Regions from separate parts of the Homo sapiens genome. Here all the other regions are linked to region 1. The links are chromatin loops, found by intact Hi-C in ENCODE. Cell type or tissue: prostate gland. All regions are shown on one strand. Links, peaks and the distances in the headings refer to the core of each region. The heading gives the core; the rest is flanking DNA. Region 1 holds the start of LOC105370024 (a long non-coding RNA gene). Region 2 has its middle 6.3 kb from the start of CCDC60. Region 3 overlaps CCDC60 (coiled-coil domain containing 60).

Region 1 (6,314 bases), core at 801-5,800:
ACTGTCTTTCTTAAGTGGGAAATAGCAGCCCGGTCACTTCCTGAAAATTCTGGTTAGTTGAGATATTGGTTCCCTGAACCTGGAATAAGTATTTGGACCATGAAAGATCCCAGAGGCCTTGATTTAGGCTCAGGTATAAGAAATAGAGCCCCTGAGAGCCCGGCTGGGGATGTCCCTCCTTGAGGATGGGTGGAGAGAGGGCAGGATGATCCTCTCCGTCCCATAGCTGAGCCCTGACTCCCTTCTGTTGGCGGCACCTGCAGCAGAGAGGAGCTCCCATTGAGCTTGCGGGGCCCCCACCCCTGCCCTAGCTCCAAGTGGCTTTCACATTAATAACATGTAAGGATCCTCTGCTCGATGTGTGATAGCTCCTTCCAGGCAGTCGTCACTCTCCCAAATGTCAGCGTGTTCCTGGTGTCATTTGTTCTGCTGAGAAAGTTTGGAAGGGCTGAAGAAGGTTTCAGAGAGAGAAGCCCAGCAAGAAGGTGGGGGAAGAGGTGGTCCAGTGACCTGAAGTTCAGCTGTGTTCTGCCGGTAGATCTGGGTTTGGAAGGCCAGTGCTCTGGCTGGGCATACACCAGGGGTCAGGTGGCACAGGCTCCCTGGGCTGCTGAAGGTACAGGCTTTGCAGCCAGTAATCCCGGATCTGACCCTGGGCCTTAGGTTGTTCAACCGTAAAATGTGGTTAACAATAGGACTTCTACCTCCAAGGATTGTTATGACGATTAAAAGAGGCACAACATATAGGGCATTTAGCAGAGCTTGGGATGTGATAGTTCTCAAATAATGATGGGTATCATTACTGTCATTTTGTTGTTGTTATTCACAACAACAGAATCACATAGTGGTTAAGAACAGACCCTGGAGCCGGATTGCCTAGACACAGCTACTTGCCACTTAGTAACTGTGTGACCTTGGGCAAGTTATTTAACCATTCTGTGCCTTGATGTTGTCATCTGTGAATGGGGATAATAATACCTACCTTAGAGCAATTCAGGTGAGAATTAAATAATTTGATATATGCAAAGCACTTACAATTGGTACTAAATGTTAAATATGCACTTATTATTATTATTACTACTGCTATCATTATTATTTGCAGAGGTGGTCAGGGAAGGCAATTCCTGGAAAGAATTTTGGAGAAAATAATAGAAGAAAGCCAGAGCTCCAATAAGTAAGTGTTACTTTCCCAGGATTGTGAGGGCATAGGCTCATTTAGGGAGGGACCCAGTGCAGGCTGTTTGTTTTATTTTGTTTATTTATTCATTCTTGCTGGGGTGTGTGGCAGAGAAAAGAGGCCTGGGCTTAAAGTTCAGACAGACCTGGGTTCAGAATCCATAAGCTGGTGGCCTCAGGCAGGTCACCTCATGTCTTTTGCCTCAGTTTCCTCATCTGTAAAAAGGGAATAATGATAGTATAAAACCTCTAGGGGGCTGTGATGAAAATTAAAAAGAGCACGCTTGGGAAACCTTGGTGCCCGGCACCTTCTATGGACTGCAGAAATTAGTTAATATGTTGATGTTGTTACTGCATGTAGAGTCTACCCAGTGGGAGTTGGCAATTCAGACCCAGGGTTGCTGATACGACATCATCTACTCATCCAAGATATGCTGGGCTTCTACAGTGCAGCAGGCTCCCTCTAGGCGCTGGGGATGCTACTGTGAACAGGACTCCCAAGGGTCCTGCTTTCATGGAGCCGAGTATGCTGGGAATTCCATTAGTGTCATTGTAGGGGGGGTCTGAGAAACAAAAGAAATAAAAAGGCATGAGCATGCTTACTTCCTATTTTCTGGAGGATGTGCTGGGATCCAGAGCCACCCAAAAGAACTAACTCTGAGATGGGTCTTCAGACCCTGGGGAGGGGCTGGGGGCTGGGAATCCCCTAGGGGAGGGTGGGAACTTTTGTTTCTTACTACATTGAAAAGAAAAGGCACAGAATCTGGCAGCTATGTCTTTGTCCTACTTGGTCCCAGCACTACCTGTGTGGCTTCAGACTACTCTGTCCCCACCAGCTGGTCCCCAGTTTCAGGCATGCAGGGTGATCTCACCTACCTCCTGGGCTGTTTTGAGAATTAATGGTGGTACGCCCCGTACGAAAGCTCTATGAGGATGGCAGCCAAGAGAAACGTGGCTCTGGTTCCCAGGATCTAACATCCTTCCCCTGTACCACAGTCCCCTCTAAGGTCTCTTCTTCCCTGGCGGAACCAGCTTGGAGGCCCCTTCTTCTCCCGGGCCTCCCCTGAGCCTGGCGTCATATTTTCACCTGATTGGTGACAGCCCATGGGGTTTAGTGACCACTTTCCTCATGTGTTAGCTAACTCCTCACCAGGTGGCCGAGTTAGCAGGAGCAGCTGCCTCCCTCCTCAGCTTCCTGAAATGAAGGGCTGACCAGATCCAGAAATGCAATGAGAGCCCAAGGGGGAACAGGACACCAGGCAGTGTGGAAGGCTCGCTGGGCAAGGCTGGGCCAATATTGTCCCATAGTGGTTATTACCGTGCACTGCCAAGTGCGCCCTGGCTTGGATTCCAATCCTTGGTCAGCTGTGTGGTCCAGGGCAGGTGGCTTGACCTCTCTGAACCACAAGGATTCCATGAGGTCATGGATAAAACTGTTGACCACAGGGCCGGGTACATGGTTAGTGTTCAATAAATGTGAGCCATGACTTTGACTTCAGAGGCAGTGTAGCAGATGAGACAAGAACCAAACTGCCCGGGGTTCAAATCCCAGCTCTGCCACTGACATAGGCATGTCAGGTAATCTCTCTGTGCCTCAGTTTCCTCATCTCTAAAATGAGTTTAATAAAACATCCTTCCTGACGGGCATGGTGGCTCATGCCTGTAATCCCAGCACTTTGGGAGGACGAGGTGGGTGGATCTCCTGAGGTCAGGAGTTCGAGACCAGCCTGACAAACATGGTGAAAACCTGTCTCTACTAAAAATACAAAAATTAGCCAGGGGTGGTGGCAGGTGCCTGCAATCCCAGCTGCTCTGGAGGCTGAGGCATGAGAATCACTTGAACCCGGGAAGCAGAGGTTGCAGTGAGCCAAGATTATGCCGTTGCACTCCAGCCTGGGCAACAAGAGTGAAACTCCATCTCAAAATAAATAAATAAATTAAAAACATCCTTCCTAATAGGATTGTGGGGAGAAGTAAAAGAGTTTAGGAACATACATTTAAAGTGCTCAGAACAGAAGCTGGCACGGGGCAAGTGCCCCGTAAATGCCAGTGATTGTTATTTCTATTTTCTACCTTTGCATCCTCCCTTTCGTCCCCCTCATCCTTGAAATGAGAAGGTGGATTAGGTCATCACAGCTCGGTTCCCTGCTCCTTCGCCAGGCTTCCCCTCCTTCCAGGTCCCCTGGTCCCAACTGAGCCTCATTTGAGGCAGAGGGGTCCTCTGGAGGTTTGGGGATGGCCTGGGAAGGGAAAAGGAGGGGAGTTTCTTCCTGAACATACCCACCAGCAGACTCGGCGATAAACAAACACAGACCTATCGGCGCATAAACACAGACTCACTCCTGCACCCACTCAAATCCGCACACAAACTCATTCCACTCTGTCCCACCCACTCAGAAACCTCACCCCAGCCCCTGCCCAGGTCCCAGGCAGGGCCAGGTTTCTCCGGTGCGTCATGCGGCTTGCAGTGATTCTCCCCACAACTGGTTTCCAACTCAGCCAGCCCCGCCCAGCTGTAATTACAGAGAGAGCTGAAGCTTCTGTGCCCAGCCATGACGTCAGCCCGAAGCTTCCAGCCTGATGAGCTCACCCTACATCCAGTGGGGGCCCAGTCACTCGGGACATGTCATGCCGTGGGGTCCCCACCATTCTTTCTCAGCTGGGGAGGAGGGCAGGGGTCTCTGTCTGTCGGTTAAGCACAGATCCGGGATTCAGAACAACCCAGGTTCCCACCCAGGCTCTGCCACTCCATATCTGTGTGCAAGGGTCAAACCTCTGTGCCTCTGTTTTTTCACCTGCAAAATGGGGGTGATGATAATAGTGACGTTTAACTATCGAGTCAGGATTTAACTCAGTAATGTCTGAAATGTACTAACTCTAAAAGCAGACGCACAGGAGGCAATGGGCGACAGTGATTGTTTTTCTCCGTATTATTATTTTTAGCAAACTGCCTCATGCACTCACTGTTTAATATCAAAACAATTTCTCAACCTATGACTCACTGAATTCCTTAATATCCTCAGTTTACCCTCATCTCGTGAAGAAGGCAGGGCTGAGACCCGAAAGCCCACACAGGGAAAACGACATGCCTAAAATTTTCTGCCTGTTGCGGACAGATCAAAGATTAGAACCCAAGCCGAAGAGGCCTCCAAGCCAAAGGAGGATTTGTAAATTCATTCTTCCAGCTGCATGGGAAGAGCAGGAAAGTCTAGATTTGGGGCTTTGAGTTTCAGACCAGACCTCCTGCCTGAGTGTAACATCTTTCAATAATTATCAGTATTAACAGTCATAATAATAATAGAAGCTACTATTCATGAACACTTCTATGGTAGTTTTCTCATCTGTAAAATGGGATAATACTGGTACTCTTACCTCACAGGATTGCTGGTGAGGGTTAAATGAATTCATATTTATAAAGCCCATAGAGCAGGGCCTGGCATATAGCAAACATTATGTAATTGATAACTCAAAATTGAAAATACAAGGAGAAAGAGAATTACCTCATGTATTCTTCATGGTACATCTGTGAGTTGGCTACTGTTATGTCCGTTTATAAGGAGGAAAACTAACAACCTGGAGGTGCCTGGGAATAATGTTACTGCCTATAAAGATGCTTTGATTGACCAAACATTAATCGGATTTCTGAATCTTCTCCTAAGCCCATCAGTGAGGTTCCTTATAAAAATTCAGTTTTGGGCCAGGCGAGGTGGCTCACGTCTGTAATCCCAGCACTTTGGGAGGTGGAGGCAGGTGGATCATGAGGTCAGGAGTTCAAGACCAGCCTGGCCAAGATGGTGAAATCCAACTCTACTAAAAAATACAAAAATTAGCCGGGCACGATGGCGGGTGCCTATAATCCCAGCTACTCGGGAGTCTGAGGCAGAAGAATCGCTTGAACCTGGAAGGCGGAGGTTGCAGTGAGCGGAGATGGCGCAACTGCGCTCTAGCCTGGGGGACAGAGTGAGACTCTGTCTCAAAAAAAAAAAAGAAAAGAAAGAAAGAAAAATTCAGTTTTGGCATGAACTCTGCTAAGTCTGTTTAGTAGCAACCACCCATCTTCGATTTCTGATCACCCTCGATATCTGATTAGTTTCCTCATCCTCCGCGGTCCCCCAGGTGATGTCTGAGCACCCTGGCCTGTCTTCAGCAAGAATCCTCTTAGGTTAGCTGAGCCCGAATCCCTCTGACTCCTGGACTTCCCTCCTAGTAAATTTCCATTCGCTGACCCCCCACCTGCTTCTTGGCTACAAATTCACACTTACCCATGACCTACTGGGAATCAAGTCTAATCTTTCTCCCTCACTGCAAAATCCCATTGCAGGGGTCCCTACATCTATGGAGAAAGTTTCCCTGCCCAGTAAAGTCTTGCTTGTCATACTTTAACAAGCGTCATATGAATATATATATACACATTAAAAAAATTTTTTTTTTCCTTTACCAATCTCCCCAGAGGGCATTGAGGCTCTAGGAGCTTGGCCATCTTGTAAGTGGGGATTGCAACCCAGGGCCATCCTTCAAATCCACTGGGCTCCTGTCTCTCTCTTCCCTTTCTGCAGGTCCCCAGGGGAAAGGCAGGATACGACACGCTCTAGGGAAGGTATTTCCAGAGGGTGACCTGAGCCCTCAGCCAGGCTCGGGGTTATTAATAGCCAGGCCTTAGTGCCCCGCTCGGGGAGGGCGGCTCCAGCTCCTGGAGCAAGAGGAGGGCGGAGCTGAGCGGAGTGGCCAGGGGAGGAGAGAGTGTCCGGAGAGGCCGGCTGAACTTGGACGCGGCCCCTCCCAGCTCCCCCCACAGCCCAGCTGTTCCCTCCGCGGATTCTCCGGGGCTGGTTCATCACCTCCGAATATTCCTGTGACAGGAGACGCTTGCAAAACCCGCCTCCAGCCTCCAGCAGCAAATAAATAGAAGGCTTGCAGCCCAGAAGGAGCCAGAAGAAGTTTCTAGGCGCGCGTGCCCTGGGTTTATTAAGCTCCTGGCTCCGCTCTAGACCTCAGCGGTTCTGGCTGCCAGCCTGGGCAGCCTGGGAAGCCTGGGAGGACGGTGGCTTGCCGGTCTGTCGTGAGGCAGTGCGGACGGGGACCCTCTGGGATTCTGCTGGATCTGCCCCGGGGGTTACCTTTGGGGGCTGGGACCCCAG
Region 2 (6,314 bases), core at 407-5,406, 150 kb after region 1:
GGGAAATGAAGCTGCAGCCAAGAGGGGTGGTGTATTAGTTTCTTGGAGCTGTTGCAACAAATTGGCACAAACGATGTGGATTAAAACAACAGTATTTCTTGTCTCGGTTCTGAAACTAGAAATCCAAAATCAAGACATCAGCAGGGCCATACTCTCTCTCTCTCTGAAGGCTCTAGGGAAGGATTCCTTTGCCTCTTCCTTGCTTTTGGTATTTCTTGGCAATCTTTGGTGGGGTTTTGTTACTGTTTTTTGTTCGTTTGTTTATTATTTATTTTTATTTTTTGAGACAGAATCTAGCTCTGTCACCCAGGTTGGAGTGCAGTGGCGCACTCTCAGCTCACTGCAATCTCTGCCTCCCAGTTTCAGACGATTACTCACACCTCACTCTACTGAGTAGCTGGGACTACAGGCACACACCACCACGCCCAGCTAATTTTTGTATTTTTAGTAGAGATGGGGTTTCACCATGTTGGTCAAGCTGGTCTCAAACTCCTGACCTCAAGTGATCTGCTCACCTTGGCCTCCCAAAGTTCTGGAATTACAGGTGTGAGCCACTGTGCCCAGCCTGTTACTGTTTTTTGTTAGTGTTGTTTTATTTGTTTGTTTGTTGGCTTGTAGATGTATCACTCCAATCTCTGCCTCCATCATCACTTGGCATTCTCCTTGTCATTCTCCTTGTGTGTCTTCTGTCTCTATATCTAAATTTCCCTTTCCTTATAAAGACATAAGTCATTGGGCTGGGGGCCATCTTAATCCAGGATAACGTCATCTTAACTGGATCATCTGCCAAAATCCTATTTCCAAATAAGGTCACATGCACAGATCCTGGGGCTGAAGACTCAAACATGTCTTTTTCAGGGTGATATCATTCTACCTATGCAGTTAGGAAACTGGCTGGAGGGTATACTGAACAAGAAATTGTGAGCTACTTGGAAATTCATGGGAATACTTGGAGGGAGGTGCCTTCCTACCTGGGACTGGGGCTTGAGGTGTCTTATTTGGATGTTGAAGTCAAGACTTCCTCCAGAAAGCTGTAGAAGACCATCTTCCAGACAGCTTGGAAATCCCAATTGTCTTTGTTTCTTGGTTACTTGCAGAAGTAACCTCAGGTTGTTCTGCTGAACAAGACACACACACACACACAAATACACACTTACCTTTAAGTAAAAGAACATTAAGACAGTGTGACAGAGTGCTGAAATAAATCACTAAGTTTGGAATTGAAAAAACAGGTTCTTGGACAACCTCCACCACTAACAAATTACTACATGCCAGAGCTTGCTTCAATGTCTACATTTGTGAAATGGGATTAATAGTTTCATAAATCCAATCTGGCCTACCTCCCAGGACACTGTGGCATGAAACATATACAAATGGAAAACATCACTCATGGAGGTAGCTTGGATCCCATCCTAGGACTCCAGTAGGACTCCATATTCACTAAGAATAGTCCTGGGGCTACACTTCTTCCTCTGCTACTAGGCCAGGTGATATGGTTTGGATCTGTGTCCCCACCCACATCTCATGTCGAATTAGAATCCCCACTGTTGGAGGTAGGGCCTGGTGGGAGGTGATTGGATCATGGGGGAGGTTTTTCATGGTTTAACACCATCCCTTCTTGGTGTTGTCATCGCATCGCAATAGTGAGTTCTCATGAGACCTGGTTGTTTAAAGTTGTGTGGCATCACCCCCCACCTTGGTCCTGCTCCCACCATGTAAGACACCCACTCCCACTTTGCCTTCCACCATGAGTAAAAGCTTCCTGAGGCCTCCCCAGAAGCAAATGCTGCCAAGCTTCCCGTACAGCCTGCAGAACTGTGAGGCAATTAAACAAACTTCTTCTTATTTTTAATATAAGTTACCCAGTCTCAGGTATTTATTTATAGCAGTGTGAAAACTGACTAATACACCGGACATACCAAAGTTAAAAAGAAAGGAGAGTAGAAGCAGGTTAACATTACATTTTCTTCTCTTCAGTCTCAAAGATCCAAATTCACCTCTCGCCTGGGGCTGTGGTTTGGAGGATAGAGTAGGAATGGGATGTGGGGCCAGAGACCCCACAAGGGCCCTGTAGCATGCGGTAATTCTTTAATCTAACAAAGGACAGGAATCCACAAGGTGGTACAAATACACATTATCCAGTGGTATTTCAACCTGGAAACAATTCTTCAATAGATTGCCAGCTACCAGGTGTCAAGGGAGCCCCAAGTTGTACTCTTGCCCTGGGCCCCATAATTTGTAAATCCAGTGCTGACATTTCAGTAAAAATACCCAGAAGGAGTTTTCTGGGTGCTAGATGCAACACACAAAAAAAGCATATTAAAGATATTCCAAAAATGATGACTTTTTCAATAGGTTTTTAATGCCAAACATATGTATTACTGACTGAAATTCAAGTGTTTACCAGATTTCAAGCTTTCTCTTCAGCTGCCCCAGCTGGCGTCTGACACATTCCAAAATTTTTCTTCTGCTTGATATGTCTATTTTTAATCCCTTCAGATACTTTTCTTTTTGGCAAATCGGGAGGAGAGAATGCCTGTCGCTTCACGTCCTTCAGTTAATATTTTGCATAAATCAGTCAGGAATTAAGCATTAAACAATCACTTCATATCTCGGTTGTCAAATATTTCACCGTTGGGGGATGTATTTACGTATCTGAAAACATGTTGGCCTCTCCGTGTTTAAGGGAGGTGGAGAATATCAAGAAACTCTTTATGATAAACTTGAGAGCAATGGTAAGAAGGAGATTATGGGACGAGGTGATCAAAGGAGATAGGAACCCCATGTAATGAGATGAGGGAGAGGAAAAAATTCAGGTGTCCTGACAACGCGCTATGACTCAGTGTCAGAGCCTGATTCGAGTCTGACCTCCCCAGATTATTTCAGTCAACACTAACCTAAGTTGGTTCCCCAGGAGCAGACCCAGGGAAATAGCTTGGATATAAGTAGTTTATTGGGAGGCTATCCAGGAAGTACCAGAAGGGGAGTGGGAAAATGAGACAGGAAAAGGAAAAAAGCCAGTGTGGGTTGTTTGGGTGGAGCAGGCAGTGACCGTAGGCAGTGGTGTTTCCTATAAGTCAGTCCTGCAGGGTACCACTGGGGGCAGTGTAGACCATACTCCAGACTTGTCCTACCCAAGGGTTGAGGAGGCAGAGTATTTATCCACTAATTCCCATTAGTCGTTGCTTTATGGCTATCCCCATGGGTGTTAACTTCTTGCACTTCTAGCCTGCTCTGCTTAAAGGCAGAATGGACCGGGTGCTGTGGCTCATGCCTGTAATCCCAGCACTTTGGGAGGCCAAGGCAGGTGGATCACAAGGTCAGGAGATCGAGACCATCCTGGCTAACACGGTGAAACCCCTTCTCTACTAAAAATACAAAAAATTAGCCGGGCATGGTGGCATGTGCCTGAAATCCCAGCTACTTGGGAGGCTGAGGCAGGAGAATCACTTGAACCTGGGAGGTGGAGGTTGCAGTGAGCCAAGATGGTGCCACTGCACTCCAGCTTGGTTGACACAGCAAGACTCCATCTAAAAAAAAAAAAAAAAAAAAAGGCAGAATGCATTCCTATAGCCCTGTGGTTCCCAAACGGTGTACCAAAGTGCCCCAGAGTGCCACAGCAAATTCACAGAAGAGGCTACATGTATTTTTAATTTTTAAGGGAAACACGGCAACATCTATTGAATGCCATATGAACTACTAGTGACACATAGTTCAATTTTGAAGGCTACACTGTGCCCCTCTAAGATTTACGTGTTGAAGTTCTAACCCCTAATACCTCAGAAGGTGGCCTTATTTGGAGACAGGGTCTTTACAGATGTCTTGACATTAAAACGAGGTCATGAGGTGGGCCCTCATCTGGGCTCTGCAGGGTGAGAGGTCCAGGTTCCCAAAGTGGGTACACTCTTGCCAGGGCACACAGCATGGATTGTATTAACTCTTAGCTACAGCTGCCACCAGACACTTTGAACTCCTTGTGTCCAGGAACCAGCAGGTGAGAAGAGGAGTCACAATTTTGGCAAGGACAATTGACCCTGATCAGCAGTTACACAGATAGGAGCAGGAAGGAACACATATGGAACCTGAGTGATCCACTTGGGTGCTTCCTAGTAAGTACTCTCTTGATCAGGACTGGGGTCCTTAGAAGAAGGGGAGATCTGGACACAGAAGGGTGCGGAGGAAAGACCATGTGAAGACGCAGGGAGAGGGCTGCCGTCTGCAAGCCAAGGAGAGAGGCCTGAGAAGGAACCAAGCCTGCTGATACCTTGATCCCAAACTTCTGCCACAAAACTGTGAGAAAATAAATGTCCATTGTTTAAGCCTCCCAGTCTGCAGTGCTTTGTTACTGCAGCCTGAGCTGACTAGTGCACTCAGTTTCAACAGTAGATTCCACGACATTCCTTTCATGAAATATCTTTGAAAAAGCTGGATTTGGGGCAGTTGCTGTGATAAAAAGTGAGAACTGCACAAAAATTAACGTCCTACAGAAAATGAAGGTGATGGTATCCAAACTGATTCCAAGGTTCGAGAAGCTGCACTGTGGCCACCAGAGGCACATGACCCACTGGTAAGCAATGGCAGCTATTTAAGAAGCAAATACTGTGCTCACTTCAGCAGCACATATACTAAAAGTGGAAGAATCAAATACAAATACTATTTTCTTTCCATTTATATGTGTTAGTTTTCACGTGATTAGGATGTAAATACTAAGTTGTGCAGGCCTAAGGACTTCATAAATGGGATTCTCAACATGTTTCTTTTAGCTTGGAGGTGGCATGAAAAAAATTACTGGGAAGTAAAGGGTACCAAGAGCCACAAACGGTTGGGAACTTCTGCTGTAGCCAGAGAGGAATGTCTCAGGCAAAATGGCAGCAAGGAGCTGTCCTTAGGAACTATTAATGTCAAGGGACAATGGGCCGGGTTCTGACAATGTCTGCCACCATCACTGCCCCTCTATGCCCATGGAAACTCTAGGAACTAGAAACCACCTTCACAGTGGTCATGGGATCCAGCAGTATCACATATCACCCCACCCAGAAGCAGCTGGTGTCACAGAGTTCTAGATCAGTCTATTGAAGCAAGAATGGGCTATCCTATAGTTTGAAGCACATGCATCAAATCAGACTTCTATACAACTTTGTGTTCCCAATGGGAACGAAGATCTGGGAACCCCAGAGATTCAGGAGCCAATAAGTGGAACCAGGAGTGGTTCCCACTGCCCTCATGCCCAATGAGGCACTGAGGGAGTGCGTTCTTTCCATTTCTGCAACTCTGGGCTATGTAGGGTGAGAGGTCCAGGTTCCCAAAGTGGGTACACTCTTGCCAGGGGACACAGCACGGATTGTATTAACTCTTAGCTATAGCTGCCACCAGACACTTTGTGCCCAGGAACCAGCAGGTGAGAAGAGGAGTCACAATTTTAGCAAGGACAATTGACCCTGATCAGTGATTATACAGATAGGGGCAGGAAGGAACATATATGGAAACTGAGTGATCCACTTGGGTGCCTCCTAATAAGTACTCTCTTGATCAGTTTTAACTAGGAATGGATACATGCAGCAACCCTGAGACAGTGAGGAGAGCAGATTTACTTAAAGGCTCAGAATTCTCAGGAATAAAGATTTTGGTCACTCCACTACCTAAGCCTAGACCTAGAGAGGGAAGAGCTAAGCGTGAGGGGGAATTTAGAATGTATAGTGAAGAAGGAAAAGAACAAACACCAATTTCAGCCCCCAATGCCAGTTGCAATGATGGAGGCTATAGTTGGTCCCACTAATTTCCCTTTTCTAAGTTTTCTGTCAGGAAAGGATATCCACAGGAGCCAGGAGGGAGGGACTGTTCCTTGGGCATGCATTCTAAAGTGAATCTGTGCAGCTTAAGAGATGACCTGGTAGGGCCATGGAGGTCTGCAGCTGAGATGATGCCTCACCAAGAGAAAACTGCAGGGAGCATAGTTGACTGACAGATGCTGCATTTTGAATCTACTGTGTACATCCTACACCCAGCTGTTCCTAGATAATCACTGAGCAGAATAGGGGTCCTAGAACCAGGACTTTCCTGTGCAATGGGAGATTCATCCATTGGGCAACTTTGGCTCAGGGTCTCCCTGTCAGCCTGGCTGAGACTTTCTCAGAGCTGTGTCTCAGTGCATGGCTTTTCCTACCCAATCCTTTCTTCCTTCTCCTTTTCAACAGACTCTCCTTATATACTCCTTCTTCCTTCCCCTTTATCCTTCACAACCATTTTCCTCTATAAATCCCTAGCACATGTAATCTTATTCTGGCATCTTCTTGGAGGATCCCAATTAACACCTT
Region 3 (6,314 bases), core at 940-5,939, 190 kb after region 1:
AAACTCCTGACCTCAAGTGATCCACCCACCCCGGCCTCCCAAAGTGCTGGGATTACAGGCGTGAGCCACCGCACCTGGCCTGAAAACACGTATCATACTTGCTATGTGCCAGACACAATTCTAACCACTTTTCCACAGATTAACTCAGCCTTCAAACAATCCTAAAAAGTAGGTATGATTATTTCCTGCATTTTACAGCCAAAGAAACTGAAGCACAGAGAGATTAAGAGGACTTGTGCAAGGTCATGGAGGGCTATAGTCCTACCCTCTGAAGTAAGTTAAACCCTCTCCAGAAAAAGCCCTCGAGTCTCCTTTTCTTGTTCCTTCAAAGTCACTCATAGCTTTCCTTCCCTACATGATAATTCCACCGCCTATATCCTCCAAGTCCCCCAAACTCTGCATTTGAAATATTATGGGATCTTCACATATTTATTTAAAAGTATAGAATAAGATATCTATTTTAGTGTTTGTGTGCCTGAGTTATGGAGGTCTGAGTCCCAGGTTTGCCCTTAGCTGTGACCTTGGGAAAGCTTAGTACAATGTAGAGGTCAACATGACAGCTCTGCCCAAAAGTCCGTGAAGTGACAAACAGATAAACAAGATATAGCCTATCCATACAGTGGAATATTATTCAGTCATGAGAAGGAATGAAATACTAATGCAACCTGCAACATGGAAGAACCTTGAAAACGTTATGCAAAATGAAAGAAGCTGGTCACAAAAGGATGCATATGACATGATCCATTTTTATGAAAGTACAAACCAGGGAAATCTATAGAGACAGAAGGTAAATTTGGGGTTTCCAGGGGCTCAGAAGCCTGGGAGGATAATGGGGTAATATATAAAGGGGTTTTTTTTTTTTGAGCTGATGAAAAGTTTCCAGAATTGATCATGGTGATGGTTGCACATATCTGTGAGTCTCTTAAAAACTTTTGAACTGTACACTTTAAATGGGTGAATTGTATTGTGTGTGAATTATATGTCAATAAATCTGTTTTTCTGAAGAAAAAAAGAAGAACAAGAAGAAGGAGGAGGGGGAGGAGGAGGGAAGGGGGAGGAGGAGAAGGAAAGAAGGAAGAAGGAAGAAGAGAGGAGAAGAAAAGAAGGAGGAGGAGGAAGGGGAGGAGGAGAAAAAGGAGGGGGAAGGGCAGGAGGAGGAGGGGGAGGAAGAGGAGGAGGAGGAGGGGGAGGAGAAGATAGAAAAGAAGAAGACGGCTCTGATGAAAGAATTCCTGGGTTCAAGCCATAGAGCTGCCATTTTATAGCTGTACAACCTTGAGCTACTGGCCCAAACCTCATTTTTCTTGTCTAATAAATATTAGCTGAGAATGATAGTAAATGATATTAAAATGTTTAGCAATCAGTATGGCTAGGACACCGGACCCGCCATTAACTCTTTTGTGGCTGGATCATGTGAAAGTCCAAGGAGCTTGCTGGAGAGGGACTGGAGTGGTCAGGGGAACACAGGGCGGTACTCTCGGCCTCACAATAAAGAATTACGCCTTCCGACTTCTGAGCTGAGAATTTGCAACCATGGGGGAAACCATCTGAAATTGGGTTTGTCATCAGCAGCTTCTAAAGGTTGTACCAGTGGCCTCAACTTTCAAATACATGCCCTTTTGCCCTCAGCACCATTTTGCAGTGCAGCTATTTCCATGTAATTAACACAGGTTCATGAATGTGCCCACCTTGGGTTTCCATGACAATCCCTGCTCGTAATTAACGTGGCCCGGTTGCATCTCTGTGCTTCGGTTCAGGCCAACCTCCACTTAGTCGCCACTTTATCTGTAATACCCCAAATTTAATTGGTGCTAATTATTTCTCTTTCTATGCTGGTGATAACCTGATCGTTTCGTAGTTCTTTTTCCCCTTTCCTCTTGTTTTTCTGAACTAACGTCTAGAGAGGATGAAGAAAGAGGAATGGGTGGGGACAGACAATGCCTATTCTCTTTGGTGACAGAGGAAGAATTGTGGAAAGATAAGAGTCTCAATATCCAACCACACAGTGAGGTCTCAGCTGGTAGAACTCAAGGCTGCAGAACTAGGGATACAGGAGGTAAAAGCAGGCAGGCAGGTTGGTACAAGAGAAGAAAATAACACAAGCATGACCTTATACGAGGCCTTCCTTTCCTGTGCTGGAGGAATGAATGCTAAATCCAGGCCTGAGAAGTAGCCATATTTGGAGAGAAAGACGCTCGCAATGTAGGTTTTAAAAAGATTTACAAGGCACAAAGCACCAAGCTCATCTCCAAGGAAGTCTCCCCTTTCAGCCCAGAAAAGGGTGAACACTGCAAGTGGAGAGCTGACAAACAGCATTCCTGGGGGATGGGGGAAGCTTTCTAGTTTTATTGGGTTAGAAAAAACACTTGTATTGCATTAAATTTCTTAAATCTGCAGAGTGCCAGAGATTCAGAGGGCTGCAGAACTTTAAAGCCCACTGAATCCTTGAAAGCTAATGTAAGCTCCCTGGAAATCATCTTGCCAGAGAAACACTGATGCATAGTGGTTAAGAATATGGACTTGCTCACTAGCTGTGCAGCCATAGGCAAGTTACTTTGCCTCTCTGAGCCCCACAGTCTCCATCTACAAATGGAGAAAATAATAATACTTAGCTCGTGGAGCTGTTGGGAGGATGTTAGGAGGATGTAATTAGCTCGTGGGGTTGTTAGGAGGTTAATGTGTTGAAGCAGCATCCCGTATGTTGTGTTTGTTAATTACTATTGCCTGCTGCCTCCCAGTACCTAGCACGGGGCCTGGCATGGAGCAGGTGCCAGTAAATGGTTGTTGAATGAATGAATGTGGTGAAATGGGGGTTCAGAGGCTTGCCAAGGGCATCAGTAAGTGCCTCAATTATTCAGAATTTTGCCTTTCAATCCACCACCTAAAATCAGGGATTTCAAATGTAAATGTCTTCAAGACCCAGGCAGGAAATACAAATGAGTAAATTCAGCTTGGGGATAAGGACGTATACCTCCCTATCAAACACAAGAAGAGACCAGGCCAGACCAGCTTTGAGGCCGCTTCAGGAAAGGTGGTCACTTAACGTGTTCCAACATGCCTGAACCTGTCCAACGCCTGATTCAGTCCCATAAGCCCAACCCTGCACTTAGACAATTCCAAACAACACAATCCATTTTAAAGTTCCATTTCTCTCCAACCCACAGAATCCATAATGAATTAAGGAAAGCATATCAAATATAATCATGCACTATTGTTAAGTTCTTGGCAAAGTTGCCAAATGTCAGGCAGACAGTGCGCCCCGTGGTGCATTCCACATCCGGGACTATGGCTTAAGTTGTCATGATAATGAATTGCCGTGCTCACTTAGGCTTGGGAATAGATCCAGAATATCATGTCGAGTTGAGAAAAGAAGTGCCTCGCAAAGGTGACACCTTATACCTCATTTGCAAGGCAACAATCCCAAACACACATCACAGGTATGGATGGATGAGAGAAGGTTATTTTCAACACAGCTCTTTAAAACTGTACTTGAGGGCCTGAAGTCTATGTGAAGGGGTCACGTGGATGGAGCAGTCCACTCCTCCCTGCTCATCTCAGGAACAGCTCTGACATCTCACCAACAACCTAGGCCTTGAAGGCTGAAATGCAGAAGTTCAGTAATAATTTAAGCCTGGAACTGGTGGGGGCATTCATCAAAAACACTTACTCTTCAACAGTTTGGTTTAGAATATGAGGCAGGCATAGTGGCTCATGCCTGTAATCTCAACACTTTGGGAAGCTGAGGCAGGATGATCACTTGAGCCCAGGAGTTTGAGACCAGCCTGGGCAACATAGTGAGACCCCATCTCTACAAAATATTTTCAAAAAACTTAGCCAGGTATAGTGGCACACCCCTGTAGTCCCAGGCACTTAAGAGGCTGAGGTGAGAGGATCCTTTGAGCCCAGGAGGTTGAGGCTGCAGTGAGCCATGACCATAGCACTGCACTCCAGCCTGGGTGACAAAGTGAGACACTGTCTCTATTTTAAAAAATAAAATAAAATAGTAGCTTTTTAATCACCCTGGGCCCTGGACCCTAATGCCTCAGCGATTGGATGGGTTGGTTCTCTCTACCTGATTCCATTTCTTGAGACAGCCTTGTGTTTCTTCATTAAACCACCATCACTGGGGACTTGATTCCTTCTATAGGAGAACAAGATCAGATCATGACATTGTGTCTCCATCAGCAAAATAGATACTTGAGATAATTAATAAAAAATGCAAGACACTGCCCCCACCCCAAGTGGTACCCATGTTCAATAGGAGAGAGGGGAGGAAGGGCTTAAAGCCAGAAAACTTCAGGGATTTTTCTCCAGAGCCCAAATCTCATAGTTCCCAACCTATTCCCAAGGCCTGGATAGAGCAGTGGCTCAATAAATAGTTGTGGAATGAATGAGTGAATGAATGAAATGAATGAGTGAATGAATGACTCGGTCTGCTTTGTGTCAGAAAAAAACAACTACCCTTATAGTCAGAGCTGGGTTAGAATCCCATGTCTACCGCTTAAAAGCCATCAAATCTTGGTCAAGACACTTCTCTTTTCTGAGCCTGAGGTTTTCCCATTGGTGGGATCTCAGAAGCGCTCCCAAGTTGCTGTTTCAATTTTCTAAAACAAACCACAGCATCCATCCAGTTCTCCAGGCAGCTGTGTTTCCTAACCCCAGAGTTGTTCATTTCTTTAGGAATAGGCTTTTCTCCGGGCTTCAAGAAACAAACCAGCTTGGAATTCTTCCTGCAGAGCCTGGCCAGGAATTCCCCTCCCTGGCTCTGGGAAGAGCCCATCCACTAGAGCCTACATCCATTATTAAAAGGGGCTTGTGCTGAGTCTCTGTGATGATGCCACCTAAGGACTCTCTCAATCTGGTGATCCCAGGTGGGAGGTGGCACTAGGACAGAGGTTAGAATGGCAGGTAAGCATGATCTTAGGCCGGACGCAGTGGCTCACCCCTGTAATCCCAGCACTTTGGGAGGCCAAGGCGGGTGGATCACTTGATGTCAGGAGTTTGAGACCAGCTGGCCCAACATGGTGAAACCCCATCTCTACTAAAAATACAAAAAAATTAGCCGGGTATGGTGGATCGTGCCTGAATTCCCAGCTACTCGGGAGGCTGAGGCAGGAGAATTGCTTAAGCCCAGGAGGCAGAGTTTGCAGTGAGCTGAGATCACACCACCGCACTCCAGCCTGGGTGACAGAGCAAGACTGTGTCTCAAAAATAAAAAATAAGAATGGCAGGTAAGCATGATCTTTAAGAGTTAGGCTAGCCTGGGCTTGAAGCTAGGCTTCTCTACTTAATGGCTGTGCCACTTTGCCTCTCTGAGCTCTCATCTGCAAAACTGGGGCATAATGTCAATCTTTCAAGAGACTGTGAGGTTTAGAGCTGATGTATAGAACCCTAGTAACTAGGAACCACCCTCCCATAGCGTGGCTTCCAGGGTCCCAGGGTAACATAAATCAAGACAGAGACAATCACTGGGCAAAATCTCAGAGATTTGATTGACACATAAAAATCCCCCACATTATGGAAGTCAGGCAGTGCCATAGTCCAAAGCTGCTTCTGGAAAATGCTTCAGTGTTCAGCCTCCACCTACGAATCCCCACTCAGAGAGATATCTCGGTGCTTGAGTCCCCCCGCCTTATCAGCAGGCATGACATAGATTTCACACAACACCTGGGCCCTAGAGATGGTTGCATAACCCACTAAACAAGCCACAATGCCTGGGCCTTAGAGGTTGCTACACACGCCATGGTGACATGCAGCGTAATTTTAAATGGACAGTCACTTTCACTCTTCCTTGTTTATGATGTGTTCATTTCAATAGTGCATTAGGAAAACTCTAACAAGGCGTTTCAAAAGCATAATGTCGTGGATATTATTGCTTAGGAGAGAACTAAAGTAGATACTTAAGGTTTTTTGTTTAACGTTACTGTAAAGAAAAATATTAATAGTAAAAGTGGCAGTGCATGAGTACCACAATAGATTATGATGATTGTAAGTGAAAGTTTGAATTTTGGAAAACGTGGAATCAGGAGGAGGGGGCAATGTCAGGTTTAAGCTGCAGAGTGGGTGGCGTCTCCTTTACAAAGTACTGAAATGCAGTCAAGCTGACTGACCTGGATCTAACCCTGGAGCAACTTCAACTTCCTGATGCTAAATGGGGAGCTCAGAATATAACTCCAATTCCCTTACAGTCATAAAATGCCTAGCACATAGCATTTACTCAATAAATAATCTGTGATTCTTTTGGTGGTGCTTAAGAGAACACTGATTGACCTAAAGAAAAGCTGGCTCCAATCACTCTAAACCCCACCGGCAGC

Evidence for each region. A loop is a pair of places that touch in the nucleus more often than their neighbours do. Peaks named below come from ENCODE experiments on the same cell type or tissue, not always from the same donor. Only the 100,000 strongest peaks of a DNase experiment are listed, where the experiment ranks them.
Region 2: a loop joins it to region 1, with 2.7 times the contacts of the local background. A loop is called at or near these places in 6 of 110 quality-filtered maps.
Region 3: it touches region 1 in a loop (3-fold over the local background); 4 of 110 quality-filtered maps call a loop at or near these places.

What each region holds. Positions count from the first base shown.
Region 1 is chr12:119,172,825-119,179,138 of GRCh38, forward strand. LOC105370024 (a long non-coding RNA gene) reads right to left here and starts at 3,660. Exons shown (of 2, transcript NR_134996.1): 1 at 3,583-3,660; 2 at 1,241-1,739. HSPB8 (heat shock protein family B (small) member 8) reads left to right here and starts at 6,107. Exons shown (of 3, transcript NM_014365.3): 1 at 6,107-6,314. RefSeq lists enhancers at 3,331-4,530, 5,710-6,314. In prostate gland, for the core only: no CTCF peak of the experiment used is centred there; a DNase peak (open chromatin) is centred at 3,687; H3K4me3 peaks cover 586 bases; H3K27ac peaks cover 2,409 bases.
Region 2 is chr12:119,325,227-119,331,540 of GRCh38, forward strand. No RefSeq gene overlaps it. Among named protein-coding and RNA genes, the nearest start is that of CCDC60, 6.3 kb to the right of the region's middle. In prostate gland, for the core only: a CTCF peak has its summit at 3,024; a DNase peak (open chromatin) is centred at 1,325.
Region 3 is chr12:119,367,053-119,373,366 of GRCh38, forward strand. All of the region lies in intron 1 of CCDC60 (coiled-coil domain containing 60), which reads left to right. Among named protein-coding and RNA genes, the nearest start is that of CCDC60, 35 kb to the left of the region's middle. RefSeq lists an enhancer at 2,482-3,681. In prostate gland, for the core only: no CTCF peak of the experiment used is centred there; DNase peaks (open chromatin) are centred at 2,139, 3,059 and 3,279; H3K27ac peaks cover 3,440 bases.